Linked DNA regions of Homo sapiens: all the other regions are linked to region 2. A link is an interaction called in ENCODE POLR2A ChIA-PET data of the cell type or tissue named here. Cell type or tissue: B cell. All regions are shown on one strand. Each heading gives the region's core, and the rest is flanking DNA. Links, peaks and the distances in the headings are about the cores only.

Region 1 (9,393 bases), core at 2,420-7,419, 52 kb before region 2:
CCTCTCCATGCCAGGAGCACTCCCCCGCCCAGGCTGTGACAACCACAGATGTCTCCAGACATTGCCCAGGGCCCTCTGTGGGTGCAGGATCATCCAGGCTGGGAACCTCTGCTCGAGAGGGTGCAGAGGGGGCAGCTCTGCCTCGGTTTATCCACCAGTAACCTGGGCTTAGGGACAGCGCAGCCCTCGGGAGGAGGGTTACTGAGAGGAGGGACGTGCGGGAGACGCCCGGATCTTTGTTATTCCTTCTCCACGCCACACACCACGGCAGCTGCCAAAACAACTCTGCCTATGTTCCCAGAGGCCTGTTCCCTCCACACTGACAGGGGCTCTGCAGCCTCAGGCAGGCAAGGGGTAAAGCCTGGCTTACCCAATTTCAAGTCTGGAGAATGGAGGGCTGTGGACTGGCCTAGGGAGGGGAAGGGGATGGGCTAGCCCCGACATGGGGGGTTGGGCTAGCCCAGGAGGAGAGGGTTGTGGGCTACGCTATGCCAGGGAGGGAAAGGGGGAGGATTAGCCTAGGCAGGGGAAGGGCGGTAGGTGGGCTGGCCCAGGAAGAAGAGGCGGCTGGGCTGACTCAGGTTCCTGCCCCTCAACTCCTGGAGCCGGCTGCAGACGTGGCCCCTCCCCGCCCTTCCAGCCCTACCTGCCCCCTCCAGGGCTCTCCCAGGCTGCCCCTGCACCAGGAGCCTCTGGCTTCAGATGTCAGCTCCACCTCTGCCCAGCCCCTCCCTGGCCTGACAGTAGGCAAGACCCACTTAAACCTATCGTTCTGTCCGTGAAATTCTGCACTTAGGAGATCAATTGTGTACAGTCTGTGGCCCCCACCCCATGTTCTGCCTACGTGGGGTCCCAGCACTCAGTGGCATACAGTAGGCGCTCAGTGAAGACCAGTGAGGGCAGGTGGCCCAGGCCATAGCTGCTGCCCACTCACCATGGGGTGGGAGGGGACGCCCATCGCCCTGTTAGGGATGGGGACGTGGACATCGAGGTTCTGGGATGTGACTGGCTGGAGAGCGGGTGCAGCCCTGAGTGAGCAGCCGGCCCTCTGCCTGGTCGAGGCCTGCTACCCCCGGAACCCCCGGTGTCTGACCTTCCAGAAACACCTCCCACCACCCTCCGCCACTTCCAGGCCCTTCCCAGGTTGCAAAACCCCCAGTGAATGGAGGAGATCCCAGGTTGGAGGAAGACGGGCCTCAGACCCGATCCCACCTGAAACCCACTTTACAGCCTGGGCGAGAGGAGCCGCGCCGGGTTTCAGCTGCAGGATCGGCCCGGAAACCTGCCCAGAGCCTCCGCCCGGCCCCACTCGGGACACCAGTTTAGGCCTCAGAGTTTGCAAAGTAAAAGTAACGGCATCAGGCCGGGCGCGGTGGCTCAAGCCTGTCATTCCAGCACTTTGGGAGGCTGAGGCGGGCGGATCACCCAAGGTCAGGAGTTCGAGACCAGCCTGGCCAATAGGGAGAAACCCTGTCTCTACTAAAAATACAAAAATTAGCCGGGCGTGGTGGCGGGCGCCTGTAATCCCAGCTACTCAGGAGGCTGAGGCAGGGGAATCACTTGAACCTGGGAGGTGGAGGTTGCAGAGAGCCGAGACCCCGCCATTGCACTCCAGCCTCAGCAACAAAAGCAAAACTCTGTCTCAAAAAAAAAAAAAAAAAAGGATCAGCAGCAGAGGGTTGGTTCCCAGGGCCACGCCCTGGCTCTGCAGTGGGCGGGAGGAGGATGTTTACAGAAGGAGCTGGGAGCATCACCAGGGCCCGTCGTGGGGCCCAGATAAGGAAGGGTGGGGAGGTTGTCAGGGAACAGCAGGTCAGGTGGTCCAGCTGCTGCTGCTGAGGGGAGAGGGTGTGGTCAGGACCCCTCCCTCACTTCTAGCCCCCAGAGAATTCTGAGAAATTTAGTTAGAGTTTTTTACTTTGTGACACAGGGGAAAAAAAAAATTATTTCTCTCTGTCTGGAGTGAAGGAGAGGAAGATTGTGAAGTCTAGGGTGATGGGCAGGTTCACCTGACGGATTCTCAGCTCCAAGGGCCCCCATTACAGAGCAGGAAGCTCCTGGAGGAAGCCAAGGAAGAGGGAGCTTTGAGGCTGGGTTTTGAGGGACGCATAGGAGCTCGCTGTCTCCTGTCCTGTAGGAATTCCCAGCTTGGAGAGGGAGGTAAAGCTGGACACCAACCCTCACGGCCCCACGTGCCACGGGCCCCCATCTCACCCACACTCATGAGCAGCCTACCATGCCTGCTTTTTGTTTGTTTGAGACGGGGGCTCCCTCTGTCACCCAGGCTAGAGTGCAGTGCTGCAATCTCGGCTCACTGCAACCTCTGCCTCCTGGATTCAAGCAATTCTCCTGCCTCAGCCTCCCAAGTAGCTGGGATTACAGGCGCCTGCCACCACGCCTGGTCAATTTTTGTACTTTTAGTAGAGACGGGGTTTCACCATGTTGGCCAGGCTGGTCTTGAACTCCTGACCTCAAGTGATCCACCTGCCTCGGCCTCCCAAAGTGCTGGGATTACAGGTGTGAGCCACCATGCCCAGCCCTCACCGTGCTTTCTAAGTACCCCCAGGACACCAGGCACTGTACCAGGCACGGGTAACAGCAAAACGGGTTGGCTTTGGACCCAGGAGCTCGGAGCCCCACAGCAGAGTGGTCAGGGCTGAGCAGGTGCGAACAGGATGATAAAGGGTCATGGGGAGGATCTGTCCAGCCTCACAGGGGGCAGTGGGCCCTGGTCAAGCCTGGCCTTGGAGGATAACACAGGAGGGGCCCCCGCCCAGGTCCCGGGTCTGGATCCTCTGTTCCCAGCACGGGAGGGGTTAACTCGGAGGCCGCTGGGCAGTGTGGGCCAGGGGGCCCACAACCCTCCTCCTCCTTCCCTTCCGGGCGGCTGGCAGTGGCGGGTCTGGGGCCTGTGTTTATAGAAGCCAGGGGAGGGGTGGGCGGAGGCTGGGACACAGCGGGCCCCTGTGACGGCCCCAAGTGCAGGGACAGAGCCCTCTGCCCCACCCCTTCCGACCTCTGTGGGCCCCAAGGCCTCCTCCCCCGTCTGAACAGTGGGGATCGGAGCTAGCTCCCTGCCCTAGAGGAGTGTCCAGGGGGGTTGGGGCGGCTCCTACCTGGCAGCAGACGCTCCTAGGACCCTCTCCGGCCGACGAGGACTTGGAGGCGAGACGGAAGCCCTTGCCGCACTCTCTCTGCCCCGTGGTCACTCTAAGCTGGGGTGGGGCCTGGGAATGGCCGCTGGGACACCCCGGCTACCCTTGGTCGTCTGAGTCTGTCTTGTGTCTGGACCTCAGTTTCCCCACCTGGACACCAGCCCAGACCTGCCCTCTCTAGGCCAGGAGACTTTGGGGGCACAGAGCCTGGTATACCGTTGGTGCCCAATAAGTGTGCACAGTAAACAGCGGCCCTGCACTCAGCACATCTGGGGTACCTGCTGGCCACTGAGTTTTGGGCAGGGACTGTTTGTGGCCCGTTTTTACAGATGGGGAAACTGAGGCCCTGGTGGGAAGAGGGGAGGGGCCAGGACTCAAATGTCGCATTGGCCGCCATGAGATCATTAGACTCTAAGCCATCTCGCGGCCGGGCGGGGGGCTTCTGTCCTGCCGCACCTGCACCCACCTGGCCAGCCCGAATCTGACCCCACTCCCTAAACACAGAGGCTGGTTCCACTCCCCCATTACCCAGTAGTGGGGACCCCCACTTCACTGCACCCTGGATGCTAAGGAGATGACCTGGACTGTCTGTTCTGGGTTGGGGCCCTGAGACTGCCCTGCCCCCCACCAAGGGACCTACCCCTTAGACTCACAGGCGTGCCTCCCGCGTCAAACCTCCATGGCAGGATGTGTTTCCCCCCAAGACACCCCTGAAGTCCCTCCCGATTTAGGAGCCTTGGATGCCTCCAGCCACGGGGTGCTCACCACCGCCCCGACATACCTGGAGCCAGTAGGGCCCCTCCTACAGCCCTGTTTCTGTGACCTCCCTCCAGCGGGGTGGGGGCAGAGGGCTCACCTCGCTTCTGCATGAAGCTGAACAAGTCATCCAGGAATTCCTTCCTCTTGGGGTCCCCGTCGAGTTCGTAGAGCTGTGAGGGTGGAGAGGGGATGGGTTAGTTGGTGCCAGAGCTCAGGTGTGGGAACCATGTCCCTCCTGCACTGGAGGCCAGGTCAGGAGGACAGGAGCAGGGGTCACCACCCCTAGGACCCTCAAGCCGCTGCCAGAGCCGAAGACCCCGCTGGGCAGGTGAAGAACCACAAGGCTGCAAGACAGAAATGCCGGTGAACGAGCTTCCCAGAGGGTCTGCAAGGAGGCACCAGAAACCAGGTGGCCTGGGACAAGACAGTGTCCTCTCCCGGTCCAGGGGCCCGGGAACCCCAGATCAAGGTGCGTCCTGGCTTGTGGCCGCAGCGCTCCAGTCTCTGCCTCCGTCTCCACAAGACCGTCTCCCCGTCTCTCTCTCCTCTTCTCAGGACACCAGCCTGCTGGTTTTAGGGCCACCTCATCTCAAATCGATCCTTAACTCCCTTACAGCCACACGTTGCAGCTTAAAGCAACAGAAATCTATTCTCCCGCGGTCCCGGAGCCCAGAAGTCCAAAACCAACTTCTCTTCAGGGTGGCGGCTCACACCTGTAATCCCAGCACCTTGGGAGGCGGGTGAATCGCTTGAGCCCGGGAATTCAAGACCAGCCTGGGCAACATAGTGAGACCCCATCTCTACATTATGATAACAAAAAGTTACCCAGGTGGGGTGGCTCATGCCTACAGTCCCGGCTACTCGGGAGGCTGAGGTGGGAGGATTGCTTGAGCCTGGGCAGTGGAGGCTGAAGTGAGCCGAGACCGCACCACTGCACTCCAGCCTGGGCGACAGAACGCAACCCTGTCTCTAAAAACAAAACAAAACAAAAGATGTCTGCAGGGTTGCGTTCCCTCCGAAGTCTCCAAGGGAGGAACCTTCCTGCCTCTCACGGCTTCTGGGGGCTCCAGGTTCCTGGGCTTGTGGCCGCGTCGCTCCAGCCTCTGCCTCTGTCTTCGTGCAGGATGCGTCCTGATAAATGTCTGTTGGTGATTTCGTCAGTGTGAACATCAAACAGTGAGTCACACACACCTCACGGGTGGAGCCTCCCACACACCCAGGCACAGGCACAGCCCAGCCAGCGCTCCTGGGCTACAAATCTGTGGCTGTCCTGGGTCCCGTAGGCAGTGGCAACGTGAGCATGAGTGTCTGTGCGTCTAACACAGCTGAACACAGAAAAGGTGCACAAGAAATATGGAATTTTTTTTTTTTTGAGACGGAGTCTCGCTGTCCCCAGGCTGGAGTGCAGGGGTGCAATCTCGGCTCACCGCAACCTCCGCCTCCCGGGTTCACTCCATTCTCCTGCCTCAGCCTCCCGAGTAGCTGGGACTACAGGCGCCCGCCACCACGCCCGGATAATTTTTTGTATTTTTAGTAGAGACGGGGCTTCACCGTGTTAGCCAGGATGGTCTCGATCTCCTGACCTCGTGATCCGCCCGCCTCGGCCTCCCAAAGTGCTGGGATTACAGGCGTGAGCCACTAGAAATATGGAATTCTAATCCTGTGGGACCACCGTCCCATCTGCGGTCTGAGGTTGACCAAAGTGTCAACACGTGATTGTATGTCAGTAAGTTCCCCCGTTTCCAAATGAGGTCCTGTCACAGGTACTGGGAATCCAGTGCTTGAACCTGTCCTCTTCTTTTCTTTTTCTTTCTTCTTTTTTTTTTTTTTTTTTGAGATGGAGTCTCGCTCTGTCGCCCAGGCTGGAGTGCAGTGGCGCGATCTTGGCCCACTGCAAGCTCCACCTCCCGGGTTCACGCCATTCTCCTGCCTCAGCCTCTTGGAGTAGCTGGGACTACAGGCGCCCGCCACCACGCCCGGCTAATTTTTTTGTATTTTTAGTAGAGACGGAGTTTCACCATTTGGCCAGGATGGTCTCCTGACCTCGTGATCCGACTGCCTCAGTCTCCTAAAGTGCTGGGATTATGGGCATGAGCCACTGCGCCCAGCCTATTTTTTTTTTTAATTTTAATTTTTATTATTATTATTTTTAGATGGAGTCTCGCTCTGTCGCCCAGGCTGGAGTGCAATGGCGCAATCTCAGCTCGCTGCAACCTCTGTCTCCGGGGCTCAAGCAATTCTCCCCCCTCAGCCTCCTGAGTAGCTGGGATTACAGGCACCTGCCACTATGCCCAGCTAATTTTTGTATTTTTTGGGTAGAGACAGGGTTTCACTATTTGGCGAGGCTGGTCTTGAACTCCTGACCTCAAGTGATCCGCCTGCCACAGCCTCCCAAAGTCTTTTTTTTGTTTGTTTTTGGAGACAGGGTCTCACTCTGTTGCCCAGCCTGGAGTGCAGTGGCGCAATCATAGCTCACTGCAGCCTCAACCTCCTGGGCTCAAGGGATTCTCCTGCCTCAGCTGCCCAAGTGGCTGGGACCACAGGCACTCGCCATCACACCCGGCTAAGTTTTTACATTTTCTTTTGTAGAGATGGGTCTTTCTATGTTGCCCTGGCTGGTCTCGACCTCCTGGGCTCCCTCGATCCTCACGTGTTGCCTTCTCAAAGTGCTGGGGTCACAGGCGGGAGCCACCGCCCTCCACCTTTTCTTTGGGGGACACAATTTACCCTAGGACAGTGCCTGCCTGAGTTCACACAGCAAATCGCTGCAAAAATTCACCAGCATGCCTCCCGGGGCTGTCCTGAGGGTCGGACGGGAGCGCATTTGTTCCGAGAACTGGCTCTGCTTTGCAGGTGAGGAAACTGAGACACAGCGGCGAGTGCGGGACCAGAGCCTGGGGGCTGCTGGGGACTTGGCCCAGAGCCCCGCCCTGCTTCCCATCCCGGTCCTCCTGTCTCCTGCTGGCTTCCCCGCACCTGGAGCCTGGAGTCTCAGCCTCCAGCTATGAAATGAGCCACCGACCGCCTCTGCCTGCCAGGGTGGTGGCTGGGGAGGAAGAAGATCACCAGGCCCCGGAACGTCTTCCAGAGGGGAAAGAGGCTCCGTCTGGGGTACAAGGAGCCAGGAGGTCCCCCAGCGCCCCCCCCCACCCACAGGTTCGGGCGGGCAGGGTGGGGGAAAGCCGGCAGGGATAATTAGAAAGCGGAGTTCAGGCGGGGGCCAATTTGCCGAGGAGGAGCTGCGACAAATACCAGGCTGCCAATTAAGCTCGGGGGAATGTGGCTGGCTGGGCAGTGGGGAGCCTTGAAACCACCAATTAGGCCTCAGCTGGGATGATCGGTCATTAGGGCCCAGAAGGAGACCCACGCCCAGCCCCTGCTGCTGCGGGGACATCCCAGGTGCTGGGGAGGCCGGCCAAAGGCCCCATCACCCTGCAGCCGTCCTGCCCCTCTCTGGGCCTCAGTTTCCCCGTCTGTGTATTGGAGGCCCAGTGAGGCCTTCCGGGAAGGGGCTGGGGGGGCAGCCAGGAGTCCTGACCTCTGCCCTGGGTGGTCGAGGCTGCCCGAGGTCCAGCTGCCTGGTCTTTGTCTCCGCCCCAACCCGGCCAGCGCCAGACTGGCCAGCCTGCATTCCTGCGCTGATTTATGGTGGCCGGGGAGGCCCTTTCCCCTTCAGCTGCCTGAGGGGTGTGGGGCCCTCAGGTAGACCCGGCTGGCCGGGCCGGTGGGTCCCATGAGCACAGGCACGCACACATGGCCACACGCCCGGCCTCGTCCTCTGACCCCGGCCCGGCTGCCGCCCCCTCCCCTCCACGTTCTTCCTCCGAGACCCCGTCCATCACCGAGTCACGGATCTAGGAGTGTATCTGGGGTTTAGTCTGTTTTGTTCCCAGAGTCTGGAATCAGCCGAGCACACAGCAGTTGCCTAATAAATGCTCGTTACTTGAACCTTGATTTTCTCAGCTGCAAAAGTGAGCCGGGCAGGGCGGAGAGGGGGACAGGGCGGAGAGGGGGACAGGACGAGCTTGCCAGGGAAACGCCTGAGGCAGCAGGTACTGGAATGGGGAGGACTTCACCGCTGGGGCTGTCCTGGGGTGAACGCCATCCCCCACCCAAATTCACATCGGCCCAGAACCTCAGAACGAGACGTTATTTGGAAAAAGGGCCTTTGCAGACGTGATCAAATTGAGAAAAAGTCACAGTGAAGGCCGGTGGGCACTGGAGACGGTCGCACAGAGACAGAGGCCGGCCACATGTCAAGGGACTCCTGGAGCCCCCAGGAGCTGGGAGAGGCGGAAGGCTCCTCCTGCAGCCCCTGGAGGGAGCGCAGCCCTGCGGACGCCTCGATTTTGGACTCTGGGCTCCAGGACGGAGGGAGAACAGGTTTCGTTTGTTTTACGCCCGCGGTTTGAGGTCCTTCGTTACGCAGCCCCCCGGCTAAGAACCGCACGTAGAGGCCAGCACACCTTGGGCCCTTCCAGGGCGAGCGGAAGGTCCTCTCCTCTGAGATTCTGACCCGGTATTACGGGGTCTACCCTGCCTGGACCCCCCCTTCCCTGGCACAGCCCCTACAAGAAACCTCACCGCACCTCCTGCCTCAGTTTCCCCATCTCTCAAATAGAGTGTGTGAGAAAACACAGCAGCTTTACCCCAAGCACCTGGCGCCCCAGCTACCCTCACATCCCGGATGGGGAAACCGAGGCGCCAGGCAGCAATCAGCTGCCCCATGTACAGCCAGCCAAGGTTGGGGTTGGAGAGGGGAGCCATTAACTCCCAGGCCAAATGGTGGGCGAACTGGGCCGGTGGCGAGGCACGGTCAGACCCCTGTGGGGCCGGGGCACTGATGCGTGGCAGTAAAGGGAGGACCTGCGGGGGCCCCAGCTGCTGGCGGGGGAGGCGGCTCTAATGGCCGTTGCTGTGGGCAGCCAGCAACAAAGCCAGCAGTAAAGGCCGCCTGGGCTTTATGGGTCTCTGGCCCCCGGTTCCGCTCCCCTGTGGGGGGCGCCCCGCCCTGGCCAGCTGGCCGAGGCCCCAGGGATGGGAAAGCAGGGGACGGTGTCCAGGCTGCCCATGGCGGTGTCCAGGCCCCCCTTGTGGGCCAGATCCCGGGTTGAACTGCTGGGCCACAGCACACCCCATGGCAAACCCAGGCCTTGGTTCTCACCTGGGTTCTGTGGCCGAAACCCTGCCCCTCTGAAACGTCAACCAGAAAGCTCTGAAATCAGCCGCCCACCACACACCCACAGGAGCCCTAAACCCAGGCTGGAGATTGGGCAAAATCTCCGGAAACTCCCTCCCCAGGGGCTGAGGGCCGAGATAAGCGGCCCGCACTCCCCTCCACGCCGCCTGACCTCCCTGGGGCCTGCTCTGATCACGGGAGGGGTCGGGTGTGAAGTTCTGAAGGTGCCCCTCCGCTGAGACCCCCACCGCCCCCCATCAGCCCCGAGCGGCCGCCTTCGCCCCGGCTGTTCCTCCCGTC
Region 2 (9,393 bases), core at 1,714-6,713:
TGTCGTCCAGGCTGGAGTGCAGTGGGGCGATCTCGGCTCACTGCAAGCTCCGCCTCCTGGGTTCACGCCATTCTCCTGCCTCAGCCTCCCGAGTAGCTGGGACTACAGGTGCCCGCCACCGCGCCCGGCTAATTTTTTTGTATTTTTAGTAGAGACGGGGGTTTTGCCGTGTGAGCCAGGATGGTCTCGATCTCTTGACCTTGTGATCTGCCCGCCTTGGCCTCCCAAAGTGCTGGGATTACAGGCGTGAGCCACCGCGCCGGCTAGTATTATTTTTAAATGATCATTTATTACTATCATCGTTATTATGTTTATTATATCATCACTATTATCTCCACTCAGAGGCCATACCCATCTCTACCGAGGTGATTTGTATCTGAAGGAGAAAGGATGCGTCTTTGATTGGTTGATTGGTTAATTGATTGGAGACAGAGTCTCGGTCTATTGGCCAGGCTGGAGCAGAGGATGCTTTTTTTTTGTTTTTGTTTTTGTTTTTCATATTAGAGACAGGGTCTTGCTAACTTGTCCAAGCTGGTCTCAAACTTCTGGGCTCAAGCCATCCTGCCTCCTCGGCCTCCCAAAGTGTTGGGATTACAGGCGTGAGCTACCACGCCCGGCCTAGTAGTAGTATTATTAATACAGGGTCTCACTCTATCACCCAGGTTTGATCACAGCTCACTGCATCCTCCACCTGCGGGCTCAGGCGATCCTCCTGCCCCAGCCTCCCGAGTAGCTAGGACCACAGGTGTGCACCACCATGCCGGCTATTTTTTTTTTTTTGAGATGGTTTCGCTCTTGTTGCCCAGGCTGGAGTACAGTAGTGCGATCTCGGCTCACTGCAACCTCTGCCTCCCAGGTTCAAGCGATTCTCCTCCCTCAGCCTCCTGAGTAGCTGGGATTACAGGCATGTGCCACCGCACCCAGCTAATTTTGTATTTTTAGTAGAAACGGAGTTTCTCCATATTGGTCAGGCTGGTCTCGAACTCCCAACCTCAGGTGATCCACCGGCCTTGGCCTCCCAAAGTGCTGGGATTACAGGCATGAGCCACTGCGCCCGGCCTGGCTAATTTTTTAATTTGTTGTAGAGACGAGGGTCTTACTATGTTGCCTAGGCTGGTCTCGAACTCCTCGACTCAAGGAATCCACCTGCCTTGGGCTCACAAAGTGCTGGGATTACAGGCGTGAGCCACTGCACCCACGTAACGTCTCCTCTAAGGGGGCCTTGAACCACCTGGTGTGGGCATTTACCCTCAAAATGGGCTCTTCTTCCTGAGTCTTCTGTTTTTTTTGTTTTTGGTGGGGGTTGGGGGGACAGGTTCTTGCTCTGTCACCCAGGCTGGAGTGCAGTGGCGCGATCTCAGCTCATGGTAACCTTTGCCTCCCAGGTTCAAGCGATTCTCCTGCCTCAGCCTCCTGAGTAGCTGGGATTACAGGCATGTGCCACCACGCCTGGCTAATTTTTGTAATTTTAGTAGAGACGGGGTTTCACTATGTTGGTCAGGCTGGTCTCAAACTCCTGACCTCAGGTGATCCACCTGCCTCGGCCTCCCAAAGTGCTGGGATTGCAGGCGTGAACCACCACGCCTGGCACCCTGGTCTTGAAGCCCAGGTGTAGTGACTCCTATGTAACTATGTAAATACACTCATGTTTCCGCTCTCAGCCGTCAGTCTCTGGGTGTTTACCTGCCAGCTGTGTCCTGGTGGGGGGTTGGGGACTGCTGGGGGCCGCCGCAGTCTGCCCCACCCCAGGCTGAGTCACCTCCGCCCTGAGCCCTGGCTTCCTGATGCACAAGTCGGTTCCTCTCTTGCTGTCTCTAGTGGGTTCCTGGGGGAGGGACCAGTGCTGGGAAAGGTGTGTTTTTGCTCGAGGGACTGAGGGTTCACAGTTCCCCTCTCAAAATCTGCAAGGAGTAGAATTGGGAGTGGCCGGGAGGCCTGTTCCCCCAAACTCCAGCAGCTCCCCAGCTTGGGCTGCCCCCCTCTTCTGTGGACACACATCCTCGAGCCTTCAGGGTCCAGGAAGCCTCAGATACCCCCGCTGGGTCCTCAGTTTCCTCGTCTGTAAAGTGGTCTTGTTGAGTGGCGTGGGAAACAGATGAACCAGCCCTTGGGAGGTGTGTCAACAGAAGTTTAGTTCTTCATTCAACAAACAGGCAGTGAGCGCCGCTGTGGGCCGGTCACAGGCCAGGACCGGGGGGCGGCGGTGGGCGGGGGGCGGACCCTGTCTTGTTCTGTGGGCCTAGTGAGCTAGTGATTAAGGAGCAAAGAAGTAAACGGGCCGGCTGGGGCCGGTTGGTTTCCAGAGCTTCCTGGTAAGGCTGACTGGGCTAGGTGGGGGGCGGGGCCGTTCCTGGGGGTGGTGAACACAGAGCTGAGGCTGGAATGAGCAGGTGCATCAGGCAGAGACCGGGGCTCCCTGAGTTTGGAGCACTGTGAGGAGGGGCCTGTGGCTGGACGTGGGATTTTTTTATTTTTTATTTTATTTTTATTTTTTTTGAGACAGTCTCATTCTGTCACCCAGCCTGGAGTGCAGTGTTGTGATCTCGGCTCACTGCAGACTTCATCTCCCAGGTTCAAGTGATTCTCCTGCCTCAGCCTCCTGAGTAGCTGGGACCACAGGCGCCCACCACTATGCCCAGATAATTTTTTTGTATTTTTAGTAGAGACGGGAGTTTCACCATGTTGGCCAGGCTGGTCTCGAACTCTTGGCCTCAAGTGATCCACCTGCCTCAGCCTCCCAAAGTGCTGGGATTAGAAGTGTGAACCACTGCGCCCGGCCAGGCATGGGGATTTTGATGTGGTCTTCCTGTTCCTTCCATTTCTGGAGAGGAGTGTCGGTGACTCCCAGGCCCCCCTGTCTACCCCAGAGGCCAGATGTTTTTTTGTTTTTGTTTTTGTTTTTGTTTTTTTGGGAGACAGAGTCTTGCTGTGTCACTCAGGCTGGAGTGCAGTGGTGCGATCTCAGCTCACTGCAACCTCCACTTCCCAGGTCCAAGCGATTCTCCTGCCTCAGCCTCCCAAGTAGCTGGGACTACAGGCGTGCGCCACCACTCCTGGCTAATTTTTGTATTTTTGTAGAGACAGGGTTTTACCATGTTGGCCAGGATGGTCTCCATCTCTTGACCTCATGATCCGCCCGCCTCGGCCTCCCAAAGTGCTGGGATGACAAGCTTGAAGATGTTTCTTAATTTCCTGCTGGAAACTGGTTGAAGTCAGCCAGCTCCATCTGATGGTGGGACTCGATTTCCAGTGCTCAGCTCAGCACTAGAGACCCAGGGGAGGGTGGCGAGCCCTCAGATACCAAACAAAACAGGCGAAAGCCCTCGTGTTGCAGTGCTAGGCCAAGGGGGAGCCAGGCCTGGCCCTGGGATGCTGGGGAGCCATGGGCTGTGCTGGAGCAGGGGAAGGACCAGGCAGGTCCTTGTGGGCCTGGAGGAGAGGCCTGTGGGGCTTTGGTATGAGGGGTGGTGAGGGAAGCAGGGTAGCTCTGGGGTTCTGGGTCAGACCCAGGTTCACATCCAGCTCCTTGCATTGTCTGGGTGGTGACGGGGGACAGCCCCACCTCTCCAAGCCTCAGATCCTTCATCTGTAATATGGGGTGATACCAGGCCCCTTGCTGGGAGGGCTTGAGCTGTGTCACCGAGCCCCGCCCCCTCTGACTTCCCCGAGGGCTCCCCTCGGATGTCACTTCTGTTATCGGCCCTGTCCAGCTGCTGGGGTGGAGAAGTAGGCCCCGGGGCCTCAGGGGGGGCTGTGGGTGAATCTGGGGCATGGGACAGAGTGCTCCGGCCTCAGGGAGGCAGCTTCAGGCTGATCCAGCTTCAGAGACGCTGGCTTAACATGACCCTGTATTCCCACTGAGTACCCGTCGGCTGCTGTGCTCTGTGCTGAGGGCATGGTCCACCACCTCCTTCTCCAGCTGCCCTCTTTGCAGCAATGGGAGCTTGGGCGGTGACTTTGTGCCTTGGTTTACAAATCTGTATAATGAGGGCCGGGCGTGGTAGCTCATGCCTGTAATCCCAGCACTTTGGGAGGCTGAGGCAGGCGGATCACTTAAGGTCAGGAGTTCAAGACCAGCCTGCCAACATGGTGAAACCCCGTCTCTACTGAAAATACAAAAATTAACCAGGCGTGGTGGTGGGCGCCTATAATCCCAGCTACTCGGGAGGCTGAGGCAGGAGACTCGGTTGAGCCAGGGAGGTGGAGGTTGCAGTGAGCAGAGATGGCACAACTGCACTGCAGCCTGGGCAACAGAGTGAGACTCCATCTCAAAACAAAACAAAACAAAACAAAAAAACCCCAAATCTGTATAATGGGCATCAAAGTAATAGAACTTGCCTCCCCGGGGACAGCACAGGTGACAGGAAATGAGCCCAATGTGGGGAAAATACTCAGTCCAGCGACACTTACGATCAAAAGCAGTGTGGCATGGCTGAGGGGTGAGTTCCCCATCATAGGAGGAAAACAAGCAAGTGGCAGCTGAGATGAGGGGAATTCATCCCAGGCCCTTTTGGCTCTGAGTACCCCTCCCAAACCAACTTGTTCCCACTTTTTGAGAGGGGGCTGAGGTTAAAGGTTGCAGGGTGAGCCGGGCGCGGTGGCTCATGCCCGTAATCCCAGCACTTTGGGAGGCCAAGGTGAGCGGATCACGAGGTCAGGAGATCCAGACCATTCTGGCTGACACGGTAAACCCCATCTCTACTAAAAATACAAAAAATTAGCCAGGCGTGGTGGCGGGCACCTGTAGTCCCAGCTACTCGGGAGGCTGAGGCAGGAGAATGGCGTGAACCCGGGAGGCAGAGCTTGCAGTGAGCTGAGATCGAGCCAGTGAACTCCAGCCTGGGCGACAGAGCGAGACTCTGTCTCAAAAAAAAAAAAAAAAATCCCATCTCTACTAAAAATAAATAAAAAATTAGCCAGGCGTGGTGGCGGGCGCCTGTATACCCAGCTACTCCGGAGGCTGAGGCAGGAGAATCACTTGAACCTGGGAGGCAGAGGTTGCAGTGAGCGGAGATCGCACCACTGCGCTCCAGCCTGGGTGACAGAGTGAGACTCTGTCTCAAAAAAAAAAAGGGGGTTTCAGGGTGAAGCTTCGTAGCTGGGGTTCACACCCTGGGCTGAGATTCCAGGACCTGCCCTGCTAACGCCGCAGCCTGGCGAGGAGGCAGTTTCGGAGTTGCCAGGCTTGCCTGGGCCATTGAGTTCTGAGCACCTGGTCCAGGGTGGAAGCTTGACCCGTGCCTCTGCCTGCAGGTCCCTATTGGTGGGTGCTTGTGCATATGTGAGATTTTTGTTCTGATGACTTTTCATAGATTTTTGCCGCAGTCTGTGGAGACTGTGCTGTTTATCTGCCCGTCCCCTTCCTGCTTCAGGCAGCCCTGGGTCTCCTCACCTTGCTTACTTTTTTTTTTTTTTTTTTGAGACAGAGTCTTGCTCTGTCGCCCAGGCTGGAGTGCAGTGGCGCGATCTTGGCTCACTGCAACCTCCACCTCCCAGGTTCAAGTGATTCTCCTGCCTCAGCCTCCCGAGTAGCTAGGATTACAGGTGCATGCCACCATGCCTGGCTAATTGTTTTGTTTTGTTTTTTTTTTTTTTTTTGAGACAGAGTTTCACTCTTGTTGCCCAGGCTGGAGTGCAACGGCATGATCTTGGCTCACCGCAACCTCCGTCTCCTGGGTTCAAGCAATTCTCCTGCCTCAGCCTCTCAAATAGCTGGGATTACAGGCATGCGTCACCATGCCTGGCTAATTTTTGTATTTTTAGTAGAGACTAAACATGGGGGTGTCTCCATGTTGGTCAGGATGGTCTCGAACTCCCGACCTCAGGAGATCCTCAGCTTCCCAAAGTGTTGGGATTACAGGCATAAGCCACTGCGCCCAGCGTACTTTTTTTTTTTGAGGCCAAGTCTCGCTCTGTTCACCAGGCTGGAGTGCAGTGGCACAATCTTGGCTCACTGCAACCTCTGCTTCCCAGGTTCAAGCAATTCTCCTGCCTCAGCCTCCTGTGTAACTGGAATTACAGGTGCATGCCACCACGCCCGGCTTATTTTTTGTATTTTTAGTAGAGACGGGGTTTCACCATGTTGGCCAGGGTGGTCTTGAACTCCTGACCTCAAGTGATCCACCTACCTTGGCCTCCCAAAGTGCTGGGAACACAGGTGTGAGCCACCACGCCCGGCCAATCAGCTTGTTTACTTTTGATTGAGATGTAACAGCTGGTCTGTAAAGTGCACAGACTTAAGGCTTGAGGACTCTTTACATGTGTGTGGACCCTGGAGAGCATTGCCCTCATTTCTGACCCCCTTGACTGCATTTTTTTTTTCTTTTTTAAGACAGAGTCTTGGTCTGTCACCCAGGCTGGAGTGCAGTGGTACGATCTCATCTCACTGCAGCCTCCACCTTCTGGGCTCAAGTGATCCTCCCTCCTCAGCCTCCTGAGCAGCGGGGACCGTGATGTTGCCCAGGCTGATCTTGAACTCCTGGCCTCAAGCTGTCCTTCCTCCTCACCTTCCCAAAGCTCTGGGATTACAGGCATGAGCCACCGCGCCCAGCTTGCCTCGAGTGAATCTTGTCTCAACTGGCCTAGAGTTTCCTAGCGTTTTCCAGTCTTTTGGGGGTTGCAGGGGTGGAGTGGGTTGCTTTTAATTTTTGTGTTGGGAACTCTGGATGCTATTAGGGATTTTCGACTGTGGGCTCTCTTGGAATCACAGAATTTTTATTGAGGATTGATTTGGTGGTTATTTTTCTGAGCGTCTCCTGTGAACGAGGCTTGGCTGTGAGTGCCGGCGGTGGGGGTTACAGCCAGCCAGCAAACCCGAGCCGCCTGTGCGAAGGTCCGAGGCGGGACGGGAAATCGTGTCTTGGAAGCAGCAGCGGCCAGGAGGTGCCACTGTGGGGTTGGAGCAGAATGTGTTTCAGGTGGGGTGGAGTTAGGAGATAAGGGTGGAGCCGATCCTGGTACCCCCAGACCCTGGAGGCCATGGTCAGCCCTGTGGTGTGGGGGTTTGTGAGCCCAGTGGAGCTAGCATTACGGTTTTTTGTTTGTTTGGCTTTTGAGACAGAGTCTCGCTCTGTCGTCCAGGCTGGAGCGCAGTGGCACGATCTCGGCTCACTGCAAGCTCTGCCTCCCCGGTTCACACCATTCTCCTGCCTCAGCCTCCCGAGTAGCTGGGATTACAGGTGCCCACCACCACGCCCGGCTAATTTTTTTGTATTTTTAGTGGAGACGGGGTTTCACCGTGTTAGCCGGGATGGTCTCAATCTCCTGACCTCATGATCCGCCCGCCTCGGCCTCCCAAAGTGCTGGGATGACAGGCGTGAGCCACCGCGCCCGTCCTGTTTGTTTTGAGACACGGTCTTGCTCTTGTTGTCCAGGCTGGAGCGCGCGGTATTGCAGTCACAGCTCACCGCAGCCTCAAACTCCCCAGGCTCAAGGGATCCACCCACCTTGGGCTCCCAAAGTGCTGGGATTACATGAGCTCCCACGCCCAGTTTGTGTGGTTTTTCCTTGCCAGAAAAGTCCCCATCCATGAGGCCCCCCCTCACCGGCCCGCTTCCCAGGTGCCGGGTGGCTGCGGTGCGCGCCTACCTCCCCCCAAACGCCGCCCGCTTCCCGGGTGCCCGGTGGCTGCGGTGCGCGCTTACCCCCACCCTGTCCAACCACCCGCTTCCCAGGCGGCTGCCTATTCCCCCCACACTGAGTGGCTCGGCCCTTGGATTCTCGGTGGGAGGCCCAGCTGTGACAGCTAATCCATCTCCACAATTAATGCCATTTGCTCCGGCCAGGCCGATTAGCTCTGGAGGGGGGCCGCTGCAGCCGCACTCTCCTCCTGGCCCTGGGGACAGGGGACATTAAGGGGGGGGTTTGCGGGGGGGGCTGAGGCATCACCTTGAGCTTCTGGGGCTGTTTTCTGGCTCCTCTGCTGCTGGGAGTGGGGGATGTGGATAAAATCAAGTTTCTTGACTCTCCATTTCTGAAGGAAGCTGTTCACGTCCCAAAGGCTGTGGGCCTTGCTGGCTTACAGCTAACACCTTGAACACTGGGGTTGGGGGTGGGCGGCAGCTTTTCTTGGTCATTCACCTGCTGTGTGACTTTGGGCAAGTGTCTTCACTTCTCTGAGCCTCGGTTTACTAATCTATCATCACAGTTTTTTGTTTTTTTTTGAGACAAGGTCTCACTCCGTCGCCCAGGCTGGAGTGCGGTGGCACAATCTCAGCTCACTGGAGCATCTGCCTCCCGGGTTCAAGCGATTCTCTCACTTCAGCCTCCTGAGTAAGCTGAGATTACAGGCGCACGCCACCACGCCTGATTAATTTTTGTATTTTTTTTGGTAGAGACAGGGTTTCACCCTGTTGGCCAGGCTGGTCTTCAACCCCTGACCTCAAGTGATCCACCCACCTTGGCCTCCCAACGTGCTGGGATTACAGGCATGAATCAATGTGCCTGACCTAATTTTTTTTATTTTTTTTGGACACAGTCTTGCTCTGTTGCCCAGGCTGGAGTGCAGTGGTGCCATCATGCCAACCTCGACCTCCTGGACTTAAGTGATCCTCCTGCCTCAGGCCCCTGAGTAGCTGGGACTACAGGCATGTACCAGCACACCGGTTAATTTTTTAATTATTATTTTTTTTTGTAGAGACAAAAAAATAAGTCTTTTTTTTTTTTCATAGTCTTGCTATGTTGCTCAGGCTGGTCTTGAACCCCTGAGCTCAAGTGATCCACCGGCCTCAGCCTCCCACAATGCTGGGATCACCGGCATGAGCCACCACACCCAGCCCGTCTTCACAATTGTATCTGCTTCCTGTGATGTGAGGATGAAACAAAATAGGATTTTAAGGGCCCAGGACTTCACACACCGTAGGGGTGAGCTCTCCATTGCTGGGGGAAACCAAGCGGGCCATGGCTGTGGTAGGGCCCTTCTCGGAGATCCTGGCCGGCCTTGACCCTGAGGACCACCCCTGCCCCGGCCCACAGGCCCCTTCCCAGCTGCCTGCCTGCCCTAGCCAGCTCCCAGGTGAAGAGACTCTCGGCTTCCAGGCGGAAACAGCACTTCATCAACCAGGCAGTGCGGAACTCAGACCTCGTGCCCAAGGCCAAGGGGCGGAAGAGCCTCCAGCGCCTGGAGAACAGTGAGCAGGGGTCGGGAGGCGCCTCCTGGGGGCTCCTGGGCCTTGTAGAATGGCATGCATATTGGTGTTATCTGTTACCCCTCCCATGAGCTGTGCCTGGGTGGGGCTGGGGACCCAAAGAGGTGTCAGCTGTAGGCCGGGGGACCATATAAATAGAGCCAGACACAGGCGCCCCCTGGACTCTTGGATCAGGGCTGGGTGGGAGGGCGCCCCGGGCATTGGAGCTGGGGCTTTAAAGGATATATAGGAGTTCGACAATCCAGAA
Region 3 (9,393 bases), core at 2,541-7,540, 350 kb before region 2:
CCAGGGCAGCCCAGAGTTCCAGAAGCCCAGAAGAGGAAGGGTTAAACCTGCCTCTTCCCCCAGCTCCCAGCTGAGTCCAGGGCTGGGATCTCAGGTCCCCTGGGAGGCCCCGCGCGCCCCCCCCCGCCACCCCGCCCCACCCCCGGGCCTGAGATTCAGGGGCTGCTACACAGGAAAGCCGGACTGAGCTGCTCCCCAGCCTCAGTTTCCCTCCTGTTCCTCGGATGCGTTCGCAGGGTGGGTCGGCTTCCCTTCCCTGTGACTCACCCCCTCCCCACAGGCCTGAGTCACAGCTCAGGAATGTGGAGGCTGGGAGGCCCTGTCTACTCCTGCCCCGGCCAGGCCATCCCAGCAGCCCAAAGGCCAGGCCTGGGCCACAGAGGGACATCCCCGGCACACACACCCCGCCACAGGCCACACACAGGTGCACACCCACACCCCTGCTTCGTACCCACTGGACACAAAGTCATACACCATGCACTCGGCATCCGGAGACCCTGCCTGCCACAGGCACACGCAGTAGACAGGCTGGGGACAGGACGGACCCCGACCTGCCCTGGGGTCACACACCTGTTTGCTCTTTCAGTACACAGGATACTGCAGAGACATAGGTGACCCCTTCTGCTGGGGCGCAGACCAGCCAAGCACATGTGGCGGACGTGTAGTGACGTGCACCCATGCGTGTCTGTGACGTGCAGATCAGGTGTCTGTGAAAGGCCCAAGACCCTGCATGGCCCACGGACACCCTAAAGCTGACCGAGGCTTAGGCTCGCCTGCGTGGACGCTGGGGATGCAGCCACCTAGTTTCTGAAACTGGGAAAAGGTCTGGGGGCTCCGGAGCCCCCACCTCCATGCAGCCTCAGATGTTGCTTAGCAACAGATGCGCGCTCTGGGGTAGGCGGATGGATCTCCACCTGGGCCCAGTTCCCTCTCATGGGACTACACGTCCTGTGCCTAACAGAGAGGTCAAAGAGTGGGGATTTCCTGCAAAGCCAACCAGGCTCAGGGTGGCCCTGCCTAGGGTGGGAGGTATCTCCATGGCAACAGTGGAGTGGGACAAGTGGAGAGTATTTCCCCACTCTCCCAGGCAGCTGCAGGGGCTCAGGACCTACGGAGTGCAAGTGAAGACACCTATGTTGCATCTTGCTGGAGAGGCACCTGGCACCTGCCCGCCCCAGCGTGCCTGGAGGGTTCCCACATCCAGACGGACAGACGGGCCAGGGGACACCCGTCCAGGCAGCCATGGCTGCTCAGCCACAGTCCCTGGAGGGTCAGGGGCCCAGCTGTGAGGCAGGCGGTGCCCAAGACGCTCTCTGGACCGCACTGCTTCATCTGAGAGGTGGGCATGCCAGCAGCACCTCCTGGGGTTAGAGGCGCACAGGGAAGACCTGGTAGGAAGTCGGTCAAGGGCAGTTAGCAGCAAAAGACAGCTCCACGCAGCGCCAGGCTTTCCTTGTTGTTTGCTTCCTTGATGTGGCAGTCCACATGGAATCATCCCGTATGCAGGCCGGGAGCGCTGGCTCATGCCTGGAATCCCAGCACTTTCGTTTGAGTCCAGGAGTTTGATACCAGCCGGGGCAACATAGCTAGACCCTGTCTCTACAAAAAAAAAAAAAAAGCAAAATTAGCTGGGCATGGTGGTGCTCACCTGTAGTCCCAGCTACTCAGGAGGCTGAGGCAGGAGGATCGCTTGAGCCCAGGAGTTCCAGCGAGGCTGCAGTGAGCTGTGATGGAGCCACTGCGTTCCAGCCTGGAAAGAGAGTGAGACCCCGTCTCGAAAATACTAATAACTGGGGCCAGGTGTGGTGGCTCACACCTGTAATCCCAGCAATTTGGGAGGCCAATGCGGGTGGATCATTTGAGGGCAGGAGTTTGAGACCAGCCTGACCAACATGGTGAAATCCCTTCTCTACTAAAAATAAATAAAATTGGGCTGGATGCTGTAGCTCACGCCTGTAATCCCAGCACTTTAGGAGGCCGAGACAGGCAGATCACTTGAGATCAGGAGTTCGAGACCTGCCTGGCCAACATGGGGAAAGCCCGTCTCTACTAAAAAAATACAAAAATTAGCCGGGCGTGGTGGCGGGCGCCTGTAATCCCAGCTACTCCAGAGGCTGAGGCAGGAGAATCACTTGAACCCGGGAGGCAGAGGTTGCGGTGAGCCGAGATCGCGCCAATGCACTCCAGCCAGGGCGACAGAGCGAGACTCCGTCTCAAAACAAAAACAAACAAAAATAATAATTGTCCCGTATGCTAACTCTCCTGTTTCATTTGTATTTCCAACATGCACAGAAAGACTTTTGGAAGGCATAGGTTGGGGCTCGCCTGGGAACCCCTCTCCATCCCCCACCCAGACTCCAGCAGGCTGGAGTCAAGCTTGGCTGGGCAGCGGAGGATCACTGGTGCACAGAGGGGTGAGTGGGTGAGTGTCTGTGGCTGGAGGCCCTGGGGGTGTTCCTGCCCCCGCCCAGGCGTGTGTTGGTTGTGGGGGAAGGCTGCTGCCCTCTCTGTATCTGGTCAGGGCCCTCTTTGTATCTGGTGACAGCTGCGGTGTGTGGTGGGACTCTGCAGGCTGGAGTTTTGTTTGGGGAGGCCTTGGCCCAGGCTGAGCAAGGAGGTTCTGTTTGTTTTAGGGTCACACAGTGGATTGAGGTTGGGGACAGGTATATGGGGTGTGTCTGGGGGGGGGGGTTGTGTATCTGGGAGCCTGGCACACCAGCCGCACCCATAAATGCGTGGCCTGTGGAGGGCTGTCCCGGGCGTGCTGGTCGGGGGTGTGGGATGGCTGTGCAGGCCCCTCGTGGGATGGCACCCATTGGTTTTGCTTGCTCTCCCCCAGGGCTGAGTGTGGGTAGCGTCCTGGGTATGGGGCATGTGCCCTCCGTGGAAACCAGCTGTCTCCCTTGCCCCGCTCCACCCACATTCCAGAGGGGTTGGGGGTGCCCTCCCAGGCTCCCGCCCGCTCCTCGACCTCCGACCTCGGCCCAAGCCCACTCTCTCTGCTCTGGCAACCGAGGAGGCAGCTGGCTCCAGGGAGGGACTGCAAGGCGGGGGAGGAAGCTGGAATGTGCCCCGGGGTGAAGGGGGCCCCCAGAGAGGGGGCGGAAGCAGGGGAGGGACGGAGGGGCGGAGATGGTGGTACTGGGTTGGGGAGAGCGCCAGAGATCGGGACAGAAATAGAGAAAGGCAAAAGAAAGAGAAATGGAGGGAGTGAGAACCAGAAAGAGGGTGGAGGCAGGGCCCAGGTGACAGCCTCCCCTCCCCCACCCGCTGGGCTGGGCTGGGCTGCTCACCTGTCCCAAGTGACCCCAGAGGCAGCCAGTTCTCTGCCCTTCCAGGGCTGGGCGGCCCGTGGGTGGGGCTGCACCAGGCTCCTGGGTTGGGCCCCAACGCCCTTGGCCACGGGGTGGTGGCGTCCCCAGCCTCCAGCCCGGTAACTCCCATTCCCATGGTGCTGGGAGAGGAGGGCGGGTGGGGCAAGGCCCTGTGGGGGCGGCTGTGCCCGGGCACTGGCTCAATCCCTCCAACCCAGTGGCTCTAAGCCAAGGGCCTGGCTTCCACTGCTGTCCACCCTAGCCACCTCCCAAGGCAGCTCCAAGGGCGCATTCGGCCACCCCCAGAGGACTCCGGCCTCAAGCCAAAAGCCATGACCTCCACTGACCTTCTCCTGCCCGCCCACAGCTCCGCGTCTCCCCAAGCACCGCTCACCTGTGAGATCACCGCCTGGCAGGGACGCCAGCACGGGCTCCCAGCCACAGGGCAGCTCCCACCCTGCGAACTCCAGCTCTTCCCAGGCCGCTCCAGAGGCCAGGCTGCACAAACACCTTGGCTAGTCTCCCCACCTGGCACAGGCCCTGTTCACTCCAACCACTGCCTTCTCTGAGCACACACCAAGTTGGAGCCCACAGCCAAGCAGCGGGCGGCCACGGGGGATTCCTGCCTCCTGAGTCCTCAACTCTCTTGGCCCGGAGCTCACACCGGCATTTCAGATTTTCTCCTTCCCCCTGTTACCCCCGCCTTGCCAACCACCTCCCTGTGGACCTAAAGCCACCACCTTCCGGGCACACCGTAGTTCCTTTTTCGTCTCTACCTCCCCCAGGGTGAGGCCGCCAGGGTCCCCATCGATCATCGATCCAACTCGACCGCCCCCCAAAGTCCAGGCCACGGGTCTAGCCACCTCCCAGATGTCCTGGCCGCCGCTCCCCCTCACCTGCTCTTCCTCTCTGGTCCCCCAAGTCATCCCTCCAGTGGCCGACTTGGGGAATCACCGTTTAGGGTCCTTGTCAGCCTCGCCTTTCCTCCCATCTTTGATTTTTCTCCACCAACTGACTTCCCGGTTGCCCCCGAAAAGCACTCGGTTTCACGTTTCCGGGCCTTGGCACACGCCGTGCCCCCTACCTGGCGCACCCTTCCCGCTTCCTACAACACTTGGCAAACTCCTGCTCCTTTGGCAAAGCCTCAGCCCCAAAGTCCCCCTCCTCCTAGCCTCCTGTCTGAGCTCCCCCAGCCTAGGGACCGCGGGGAGGCTGGGCCGGGGTCTGGGACGTGCAGTGGTGCAGGGGTGGGGGCAGCAGGAAACGCGTTGGCGTGAAAGGACGGGTGCACGTGAGCGTGCCCGTGCCGGGGGTCCACGTGCGGCGCCCCGGGGCTCGCCCCCTCTTCCGTCCAGGCCCCGCCGCAGCCGTCAGACCCTCGGCTGCGCCTCCCGCCCCCAACTTTGCAGACGCGCGGGGAGAGAGGCGGGGCTGCAGCGCCTCCGCGCTTGCGCCTGCGCACTCGGCGCTGCCGGGCTGAAGTCCCGCCTTCTGGAGGCTTCGTCGCGCTGCTACTGGGGCACGCCGATGAGCGAGCGGTGCGATCACCAATGAGGCTTCCCCGCTGGTGGGCGGGGCCTGGGCCGCGCGACGCGCGGACGGGGGCGGGCAGGGCGCCCTACCCGGGGTGACGTCAGGCTCCTTTCGCGGCGCGTTGCCCTGGAAACCGCGTTTCCATCCCGGCGGGTTTCCGGGGGCCGCCCCCTCCCATTCAGCTTTTTCCTCAATGGTTGGGGGAAGGGAGCGATCCAGGGCCGACCCCGCCCCGCGAGATCCCAGCGGTCCCTGCCCTCTTTGTGCCTCAGTTTACCTCTCCGTGCTTCCCTACGCACACTTGGCCTCCGCCTGCCGCCCCTCCGCCCGCTGCACCCCTGGTTGGGCTGACCCTACCAGGCCAGGGCTCTGAGCCTGGAGCTCCATACCCCACCCCACGCCCCCAGGGCACAGCCTTGACCCCTGGGATCCCCAGTCTGGGGTGGGGGTCGGCATCCCGAGGGGCGGGTCCTGGAGTGCAGGGGACGCGCCCCCCACCCTGCAGGCTACAGACACAGCCCCTGTGATTCAGCAGGTGCTTCAGACAACATCCTCCTTCCTCCTTCCCACCCCGCCCAGCGAGGGGGCGGTGGCGCCCTGGGGCCCTCGCCTTGACCCCAGGCCTGGCGTCGGTGACCCGCACCCCCACCCTGAGCCCCGAGGGGACATCCGCACCAGGGACGGGGCGGGGGGTGGGTGCCGCCTGACTGGGCATCCGCCTTCCTGCCGTGGGCGTGCGATGATTTGGGGTTGACTGGGCGTTGGGAGGGGCAGAGGGGTCTCAGGAAGGTGCTCCCAGGCCACTCTCTGAACCTGTGCCCCTTCCCCTGGGGGCTCCCGGTACTGGGGCCCCTAGAGATGGGATAAGGGGTGGAGGTCACATCATTGAACAAACACCCCAAATCCTCTGGGCCAAGTGATGTTCCTCTTTGGGCCTCTGTTCTCCCATCTATAAAATGGGAGCCCAATTACTTCTCATAGGCAACTCTTGTTACCTGAGGAAATACAGGTTACAAAATTTAAAAAAAGACATGAAATAGTGTTATTGCCTCATCTCTGCCCAGCCCGGACATGGGTGGAGGTGGGACCCCAGAGAGGACTCAGTCCTGGTGAGGCTCACGGGGAGCTCCAGGCTAGGGACAGAGAGAGGGAAGGGTGGGGTCTGCGGGACGGGGTGGACAGGGGTGGAAGGCGCAGGCTGGGGAAGTTCCCAGACAGCAAGGGACAGCCGGACCAGGGGTGTTCCTAGACAGGGGGCAAAGGCCGGGAGGTTTGGAGCTGAAGGCCAGGTCTGGGAAGGGCTGGAATGTCAGGAGGTGTGGCCAGAGAGGCCCCCCAGGGCTGGGTCAAGCCAGGCCTGTATCACCTGCCAGCCCAAGGTACCCTGCGGAGTCCTAGGTCCTCCCAGTCGGCCTGGTGATCTCCCTGCAGCAAGCCACACAGATGTGAGACTCCAGGAAGGGGAGCAGGTGGGTGTGGCAGAGTGGGAGTCCCCGACTCCTGTGGCTGGGGAGAGCTGGTGGTCGCGTCTCCCCCATACTGGCAGGTCCTGAGGGGGCCAGGGTCCTGCCCAGGCCACGAAGCAGGCAGGCAGGCCCTCGCCCCACACCCTAAGGGACTTCCGGCCTTGGGTACCAGGAAGTGGCTGGGCTCCTCCCTCCCACCCTGGCTGCTTCCTGCCCACCCGGCAGCCGGGGAAGGAGCGTGGGAAATTCTCAGGGCCCTGACCCCTGCCCCACCCCCTCTTCGGGGCCTTGGGACCCAGGTCAGTCCCTCTGACTCCCTGAGCTGACATCCCACCCCAGGAACCCTCCCAACCAAGGCCAGATCCCCCCACTAGGCGAGCAGGCGGGAGTCAATGTGTGTTTCATTTTCTGTTTATTACTTGAAATCACGGTGCTCGTGTAGGTTTTTTTTTTTTTTTCAATTTTATGTTTTCATACATGAAACTCACGCCAGGTGCCGGGACCCCCACAGCCCGACCCCCCGAGGGCGGGTAATGCTTTCTTGGGCAGCCCTTACCGGGCAGAGGGTGGCGAGCCGGTTCCTGCCTGGAGGTTCCACCCTCAACCAGTGGAGGCACAGACGTTATTTAAAAATCGTTAAAAAACAAAACAGAACACACATTTAAATAGGTATCCAAGACAGTTCTTCAAAAAACAAACCCGCCCCTTTTACTCCTTTTTTTTCTATTTTTTTTTCTTTTTTTTTTGGAAAAATGAAAACAAAACAAAACCCAAAATCCTTGAGCTCTACCCTCTGGGACCCCTCCCTGCCCACCCTCCCACAAAAAAATTTACAGCGCTACAGTTATAACACGTGATGTTCACATCTGAAACCATTAACTTTCAACACATAAAGGGGGGGAGTTGAGGACCTGGGGTTCACCTACGAGAACAACGGTGGGGGACAGGCAGAGCCAGGACAAGACCGACAGGTGGGGTGAGGAAGGGTCCAGACATCTCCATTATCATTAAAAAATAAAAAGTGAGTGGGGAAAAAAATCCAAAAACTACCCCATTGAAATGGCCCCAGTAGGGGATTTGTCCCTCCCCTCTGGAGACAGACACCCCTAGGGCAGGGGCACTGAGAGGCAGGGGGTCCAAATTAGACCAGCAGCGGACCCCGCCACGGGGGTTAATGCTACACGGAGTTGTCGCCCCCTGCCCAGGGGATTCACAGCTCAGCACCCCCTCCCATCCTCGCTGCAGGAGGGGCCCCCAGACAGTCCCAAATCCACATCCCTCAGGTTGGGCCGGGAAGGAGGGCTCGGAGGGGGGAACTCCCCAGCACCCAGCCATTCTCTCCCCTTTTTCAAGAGTTCCCCAACCACTATTGGCTCAGTCAGAAAATTAATAGTCTATAAATACCCCAAACTCAGGCAGGAGGTCAGAAAACACGGGAGTGGGGGCGGAGGAAACAGCACAGTCCGCCGGCTGGGGCGGGGCGGAGGGCAGGCTGGGGGGGTAGTTCCCCTCTCCCTTCCCGACAGGAAAGGGTGCCATGCCCCTGCACCCAAACCCCATGGGGACCTCAGCCCCAGCCTCTGCTAAAACAGCTTTGCTCTCCTTGTTAAAGAAATGAAGGAAAATGCAAAAAAAAGATCAAGAAAAGAGGATAGGAGTGGAAGAGAAACAGTCCCCTCGTTGGCTTCTGTGACCTGTTGGCTTGCTGTAGCCCAGTGGGCGCTGCTGGCCTGGGGTGGAGACCCCGAAGTCTGCACTGGGGGGTGGGGTGGGTTCTGCGCACTGCGGCCCCTCCCCTCATCTGTAAAGTGCATAATGACATATCGACATTTTTGACTTAAAACCTGAATAGGGTCGGGGGGGAAAGGAGGCGGCGGAAGGGATGGGGCGCGTTTCTCCGTCTCCTTCACTCTCCGCCATCCAGAGAGACTGCTACATATTGGAGCTGGGGAAGGTTGGCAGGGAGGACCGACCTGGCGCAGAGGTGAAAGGAGACAGACGGAGGAGGAGGAGGAGGAGGAAGAGGAGGGCAGGAGTGAAGGGTGAAGGAGGTAGGAAGCAAAGCCCATGAAGAGTCCAGGAAACCACGGTCAGAACTTTTTAAAAAAAGAAAAAAATAATAAAAAAGAAGAAAAGAAAAAAAGACTTCTGGCTGGGGGAGTGGCCGCCTGCCCTCCAGGGCTGGGCCACGTTCTCTCCGGGGCTCTCGGAGTCCCCGCCGCCCTGGGCTGGGGTGCGAGGGGCGAGGGTGGCCGATCCGAAGATCCTAAGCCACCACGAACTCTGACTTGATGTCAGGGTTGACTTCTGGCTTCCACACGGAGTCCTCGAAGTCGAGGCCCAAGCCGGAGGCCTCGCTGGGGCTGCCGCCGCCCCCGCTGCTACTGCTGTCGCTGCGGCCGGCCTTGCGGCTGGGTGACCAGTGGTACGGACCCCGCGCGTCCCGCCGGGCCTTTCTACGGAGCCGTTTCTGCTGCAGAAGCAGCTGCAGCCGTTCCACCTTGCAGCGCGTGGCGCGGTTTTCTGTCTGCCGAAGCCGGTCCCCTGCAAAGGAGGTAGTGGCCTGTGACTCCCAAAGCCTCCACCTGCTGAACACAGAGGACCACCCCAGACCCCAGCAAATGCCCCTGAGGTCAGACACAGTCCTGCCCTCCCTGGAGGGAGGTCAGCAAAGGAAACAGTCAAGGACATCCACCATGCCGGGCACAGTGGTTCACGCCTGTAATCTCAGCACTTTGGGAGGCCGAGGCAGGAGAATCGCTTGAGCTCAGGAGTTCGAGACAGGCCTGGGCAACCTCAGGAGTTCGAGACAGGCCTGAGCCACAGAGCGAGACCCCTCCTCTACAAAAATTACAAAATTAGCTGGGCATGGTGGTGTTTGCCTGGAGTCCCAGCTACGCAGCTGGCTTCTAATTCTCCAGCTCAGCCATGAGCTGGGGAGGTCAGGACTGTCCTGCCTCATTCTTCCTGGAGTCCTACATGGAGGGGGCTTGGCCGCTTCTGTGATCCGAGGGGAGATACTTGGGGGTTGTACCTTGGTTTTTTTTTTTTTTTTTTGAGACGGAGTCTCGCTCTGTCGC

What was found. Peaks named below come from ENCODE experiments on the same cell type or tissue, not always from the same donor. Only the 100,000 strongest peaks of a DNase experiment are listed, where the experiment ranks them.
Region 1: POLR2A ChIA-PET joins it to region 2 with 13 read pairs; 8 of 35 experiments call an interaction of 5 or more read pairs at or near these places.
Region 3: POLR2A ChIA-PET joins it to region 2 with 12 read pairs; 9 of 35 experiments call an interaction of 5 or more read pairs at or near these places.

Annotation. Positions count from the first base shown.
Region 1 is chr19:954,783-964,175 of GRCh38, reverse strand. ARID3A (AT-rich interaction domain 3A) reads right to left here. Exons shown (of 9, transcript NM_005224.3): 4 at 4,012-4,084. Among named protein-coding and RNA genes, the nearest start is that of WDR18, 25 kb to the left of the region's middle. RefSeq lists enhancers at 849-1,367, 6,898-7,599, 8,302-9,003 and silencers at 6,330-6,522, 8,753-9,012. In B cell, for the core only: no CTCF peak of the experiment used is centred there; no DNase peak of the experiment used is centred there.
Region 2 is chr19:901,711-911,103 of GRCh38, reverse strand. R3HDM4 (R3H domain containing 4) reads left to right here. Exons shown (of 8, transcript NM_138774.4): 2 at 8,974-9,128. Among named protein-coding and RNA genes, the nearest start is that of R3HDM4, 6.8 kb to the left of the region's middle. RefSeq lists enhancers at 1,541-1,835, 6,287-7,045. In B cell, for the core only: no CTCF peak of the experiment used is centred there; DNase peaks (open chromatin) are centred at 1,733, 3,673, 4,383, 5,203 and 1 weaker place; H3K4me3 peaks cover 2,969 bases; H3K27ac peaks cover 4,378 bases.
Region 3 is chr19:1,256,459-1,265,851 of GRCh38, reverse strand. MIDN (midnolin) reads right to left here. Exons shown (of 9, transcript NM_001388306.1): 9 at 6,709-8,857. The coding sequence ends at 8,580. It overlaps LOC105372236 (a long non-coding RNA gene), which reads left to right. Exons shown (of 3, transcript XR_936233.3): 1 at 1-1,339; 2 at 2,293-2,422; 3 at 3,682-4,058. It also overlaps LOC107985303. Among named protein-coding and RNA genes, the nearest start is that of CIRBP, 8.2 kb to the left of the region's middle. RefSeq lists enhancers at 3,632-3,941, 4,032-4,211, 4,252-4,481, 6,132-6,291, 6,712-6,861 and 2 more and silencers at 4,522-4,761, 4,772-5,691. In B cell, for the core only: CTCF peaks have their summits at 4,043 and 4,246; DNase peaks (open chromatin) are centred at 4,051, 4,841, 5,471, 6,471 and 3 weaker places; H3K4me3 peaks cover 4,452 bases; H3K27ac peaks cover 5,000 bases.